Linked DNA regions of Homo sapiens: region 2 is linked to region 1. A link is an interaction called in ENCODE POLR2A ChIA-PET data of the cell type or tissue named here. Cell type or tissue: PC-3. All regions are shown on one strand. Each heading gives the region's core, and the rest is flanking DNA. Links, peaks and the distances in the headings are about the cores only. Region 1 has its middle 37 kb from the start of LNCAROD. Region 2 has its middle 48 kb from the start of LNCAROD.

Region 1 (2,931 bases), core at 202-2,701:
AATAAACTACACAAAGGGAGATATTTTAAAATATCTATGGTAAATATAATAGAAGGCTATGAAGCCATTATAATGAATGATGTAGACATATACATATGAATATGGAAATTCTCCCAGAAAATATTGTTGATTGAATAAAAGCAAGTTATAAAACACATAAAGAATGATGTAATTCATATAAATAACCAGAAAGTAATATGATTGTAGAGTGAAGGCTGAGGCAGGGGTGGGAATGGAAACTGTCAATTGAAAAAAATATATGGATCTGTATCTCGTGAATGTCTAAAGAGATGTTCCCATGCTGTCTAATAGGTAGTCAGTAGCCACGTGGGAGTTATGGAGCTCAAAAAATATGGCTCATCTGTCTGCAGGTATATATTTTAAATTTTATTTAATAATTTTACTTAATTTTAATTTAAGTAGTCCTGTGTGGATACTGGTAACTGTATTGAGTAGTGCAGCTCTAGACCATCAGCCATATAACAGAGTAATACACTTCCACTTACTAATATTCATTTGTATTATATTTATAAATAAAACTTCTGCCACTGACCCTTATAAGCTGTGACTTTGGGGACTAACCTCTCAGAATGTTTAAAACTATGCTGTCCAGTGAGGAACACACTAGCCGTATGTAACTATTGAGCTGTATATTTTCAATATGTTGAGTTAAAATAAATATACTGATAAATTAATTGTAGCTGTTTCATTTTACTTTTTTAATGTTGGCTACTAGAAATTTAAAATTACTTATTTGGCTTGCATTATATTTCAGCTGGACAGTGCCATGTAACACAGTCAAGAAGCCTGGCTATGCTTTCAGTCCCGGCACTTCACATACTTCATTATTTGGGGGTAAATTACTTAACATCTTTGATCTTTGATTTCCTCATACAGATCCTGCCAGCTTGATAGGGTTTTAGTGCAATGTAATGGAAAATAATATAAATGAAATCATGTTGAAGACAATATAGAATAAGACTATCCAATACATTTATTCAGAAAATTATCTCAATAAGAAATACATGCTTCCCAGTTGTTAAGTCACAGTTGAAGTTAACTCAAATTTTCAATGGTGGCTTACTTCCTCTGGAAGTTTAATGTAGGATCTCAACATTATAGATGTCTGTCTAGCTAACTCAAAAAGGTAATCCAAGAATCCAAGATCTGCAAATGCACATTTTTTTTCCCAAAATTCTGGTTGTCATTATCTTAGTCTAGTTCAGATTAAGGCAGTTATAGTAGAAGCCAAATCTAAGAGAAGATTTTTATCTTAAAATTACCCTCCGAGGTCAAAAATCAAAGCCTCAGGGAAGATATATAACCAGAAATATAAATGGAAAGAATTTAGAAGGTAGGCAGTATATGTTGTTCAAGTTTTTCATGACTCGAAATTTGTCATCCCCATCTATCCACTTGTTTGGTAACCATTTGAAAGCTAGCTTCTATTGCCACCACTCTGCTAAAATGCTTTACAAAGCTTACAAGATACCTTTTTCCATGTTAAATCCAATGATGACTTTCCTGTCCTTATTTTCCTATATTTACCTGCGACATTCAACTATTGACTCTCCTACTTCAGGAAAACAGCAGAACTCCTGGGAATTTGTTAGAAATGCACATTGCCTAGCACCAGTCCAAACCTATGCAAAAAAACTCTGAGATGTGATTTAACAATATCTGTTTTAACAAACCCCCTAGGAGATTCTGATGCACACTCACATTTGAGAACTAATGAACTGAATGATTATACAAGGTTTCTTGGGATTCCAAGTTCTATCATTGTCAATACATTTTATTATTCTAATCTAACATGTGGTGGGGGGGTTTTCTTGGGAGTGTTCAACTTAACTTCTGAATGAGATAAATCCCCAGATCCTGAGACACTCTTTGATTGGAGAGTATCACTCAAATTCCTATGGAAACATCACAGTGGGGATGGAGCAGGTTATGCAAATGACAAAGAAACAGAGGAGTAGAGATCATTTGATTTAGTTGCTCCATAGCCTGAAGGAAAAAGCGTATATCATTCTTTATATTTCTCTCAAATTTTGTCACTAGAAACAATAGTTTCTATTGGGACATATTTCTCTCAAATTATGTCACTAGAAACAATAGAAAAAATTGTACTTCTGAAATATTATAGTTTATCCAAGCTTTATGTTTTTATTCAAAACTGAAATGAGCCCTCAAAGAACTAAAAACAGAACTACCATTTGATCCAGCAATTCCATTACTGGGTATACACCCAAAGAAACATAAATCATTCTACCAAAAAGACGCATTCCTATGTTTATCACAGCACTGTTCTCAATAGCAAAGACATGGAATCAAACCAGGCGCTTATCAGTGGTGGATTGGATAAAGAAAATGTGGTTCTTACACCCCATGGAATACTATGCAATCATAAAAAAGAACAAAACTATGTCCTTTGCAGCAACATGGATGCAGCTGAAGGTCATTATCTTAAGCAAATTAACATAGGAACAGAAAACCAAATACCACACGTTCTCACTTACAAGTGGAAACTAAACGTTGGGTACTCATGGACATAAAGATGGCAACAATAGACACTGGAGACCACCAGAGGGAGGAGGAGGAAAGGGAAAAGAGGGGCAGGGGTTGAAAAACTAACTGCTGGGTACTATGCTCACTCCTGAGTGATGGGATCACTTGCACCCATACCTCAGCATCATGCAATATACCCATGTAACAAACCTGCACATGTACCCCTGAATTTAAAAATAAAAGTTAAAATTTTTAAAAAAAGAAAACTAAAATGAGCAATAGGCCAAAGAGAGGACTGCATGATTCCAGTAGTTTTTGTCACGGAGCTTTAAGGCAACTAAAGCTGTGAGTTAGGTAGAGCAATTGAACATCTTTAGTGGGCAAATTAGAAAGGAAAAAAGGTAGAGGAAAGAAGATGGCCAT
Region 2 (2,931 bases), core at 238-2,737, 86 kb before region 1:
GAGAAGAAAGAGAAAAAGAGGGAGATGCAACATTCATATAATTTGTATTACAATATATTGTTATAGTTGTTCTATTGTTGATCATCTTTTGCTGTGTCTACTTTATAAATTAAACTTTATCACAGGTATGTATGTATAGGAAAAAATATAGTATATGTAGGATTCAGTACTATCTGTGGTTTCAGGCATCCCCTGGGAATCTTGGAATGTATCCCCATGAATAATGGGGAACCACTATATAGTAGAATTAACTGGTAGGGTGAAGGCTTCTTTGAGTTTAGTGATCATGAATTCATAATAGAACTTATGTCTATTTCTGTGGCTTTCTCTGGCAGAACTCGGATGTTTGTAAGCAGCCATGGAGACAGAGATGGCTTGATCATTCTAGGATTGGAGTTAGATCATATAGCATAATAAAAGACAGATTTCAAATTATTTTGGAATCATTCAGAAAATCCTGTGTTTTCTATGAAGAGTTTTGTTTTGTTTTCTACAAAGAGAAGAGAAAACCCTATCCACTGTCATTTTGTCACTGTCCAAAAATGATAACTAAATGATGTGACTCAATATATAAATAGGCATGAAATAGTTAAATTGGAAAACTCAATACAGCTTGCTATAGCTAAAAGTACTTCCAATCATGGAGGGGAAAAAATAAGAAATTATAAATAGAGCTTCCTAGTTACAGAGAAGAATCTTTCAAACAATACTCAGCCAGAACAACAGCAGAGTGTCCCTGTATAAAGCCCCCAAAGGCCTGAACATCTTCATTCACAGGTAAAGAGATTTAATAGTAGGCTTTTGGGGCATTTGATAATAGAGGTGCTTGTATATCAGCTCAAAAGGTCAAAACTTCTCTATTACTCTATTGTTTTCCTAAGTGGTTTTTCTGAGGATAGGATCATGGGATACAAATAGGAATTCTGGTTAAATAAAAATACATTCCATGATTAAGTAAATATAGAAAATCACTTAAACAGAGTTAGAGTTTTGTACTGCAACACCTTTTTGCATGTTAGAATAATCTACGAATTTCTAAATATTGATTAGAGCATAGAAATTTTCCAGGATTATCTGGGCAGAAACTTTTTTTTTTTTTTTTGAGACAGAGTTTCACTCTGTTGCCCAGGCTGGAGTGCAGTAGTGCAATCTCGGCTCACTACAACCTCCACCTCTCAGGTTCAAGTGATTCTCCTGCCTCAGCCTCCCAAGTAGCTGGGATTACAGGCGCCTGTCACCACGCCTGCCTAATTTTTGTATTTTTAGTAGAGATGGGGTTTCACTATGTTGGCCAGTCTGTTTTCGAACTCCTGACCTCAGGTGATCTGCCCACCTCAGCCTCCCAAAGTGCTGGGATTAAAGGCATGAGTCACTGTGCCTGGTCTGAGCAGAAACTTTTTATGAGAAGTAGCTGGTGACTGTTGCAAAATATTGTTCTAGAAAAGAATGTCCACTTTTTCACACAGGAATTTATTGTGGTGTTAATTGGACAGTCCTTTGTTTTTTTCTTTTACATAACCTACATTCCCTGTGCTATAATTTAAATTAGGATTTCTCAAGCATGGCCCCAAATCACTTGCATCTGTACATTAGCACTTCTTGTTAAAACTGCAGATTTCTGTGCCTTAACTCAGAGCTAAAGAATCTCTGAAGTGGCACCTAGGAATCTGAGTTAAAGCAAGTACCCCAGTTACCATGTTAAAGTTTGAGAACTGAGGATTTCAGTCTACTTCCTCTCTCCAGTTGTCATCAACCTGTCATCTTCCTTCCATCAAAACTTGATTTTTACAGGCTATTTGTGACCCTGCACCCCTCTGCTGGCATGCTGCAAGAGACTCCTTCTTTACATTCTTCATCTCTGGTTTGTTTTTAATTCTTTTCTGGTGATATACAATCTTTTAAGAGTAGAATTTGCTAAAAACTTTACATGAAAACTTTCCTTCAAATAAAAAACAATACCATTTATGTCTATACCAGTAAAAGGGGGAGATTAGAAATTACCTAAATAATTTTATTCATTCAAAAATCTTGCCTATTTGTTTGATAATAAAAAAATGTATTTCTTCTCCAATAGATGAGGAGAAAAATGGCTAAATTATTCAGAATATCACAGGATTGCCCACTTTGGGATTAAATTTCAGAGTTCTCTATTAGCCAAGGCATTCAGTGAGTGAGGTGATCTGATTGGTTAAAATGTTATCAATCAAGAAAAATATTTAAAACATGAAATTTCACATACCACAAAATACATTTTACCTTCATATTGTATTAAAATGCAATAAATGTTAATAATTCAGTGTGTAATTCAAGTACTTTTATAGGTATTAATAAGTTATTTAATTATTTCTATTTAATTTTTTTTCATAAATTTTTTGGTAATTTGGGATCTAGACCAATATACCAGAATATAAAATTTTAAAGAATTTGAATATTTGTTATTCTGCAACTAATGGACAGATTCCTAATCTCCTATAGATCTCAATTTCTAAGAGTGTGAACTGTAATATGGAAAATTGAACTGTAAGACAGAAGAGCTGAAATAGGGTACATTTACATTTCCCTCTAGTTCTAAAACTCTAATTTCATTAGCTTTTTGTTTTATTCATGTGCAAATATACACACATAGAACTTAAACATGTTAGATTGAAAGGCACTGCATATGTAAACTATATTCCTCCAAAGATAAGAAAGATGGTCCTCATTAAATTTATCTGTGGATATTAAAATTCTTGCCTCCCATCAGTAATAAAATAGATGTTGCTTTTCCTTCCATTGACTCTGGTCACATGCTAAACTAACTTAAAAATAAAGCAATTTATTCCATATAAAGGAGAACTTGCTTTCAAATGTATATTTACATTTTGCTTAATTAGACTGAGGAGTGCATATTGGAAAAGTTTGTATGGTACTGATTACTATTTGGAATGCAGT

Evidence for each region. Peaks named below come from ENCODE experiments on the same cell type or tissue, not always from the same donor. Only the 100,000 strongest peaks of a DNase experiment are listed, where the experiment ranks them.
Region 2: POLR2A ChIA-PET joins it to region 1 with 16 read pairs; 3 of 35 experiments call an interaction of 5 or more read pairs at or near these places.

Annotation. Positions count from the first base shown.
Region 1 is chr10:52,431,718-52,434,648 of GRCh38, reverse strand. No RefSeq gene overlaps it. Among named protein-coding and RNA genes, the nearest start is that of LNCAROD, 37 kb to the left of the region's middle. In PC-3, for the core only: no CTCF peak of the experiment used is centred there; a DNase peak (open chromatin) is centred at 1,398.
Region 2 is chr10:52,517,357-52,520,287 of GRCh38, reverse strand. No RefSeq gene overlaps it. Among named protein-coding and RNA genes, the nearest start is that of LNCAROD, 48 kb to the right of the region's middle. In PC-3, for the core only: no CTCF peak of the experiment used is centred there; a DNase peak (open chromatin) is centred at 1,397.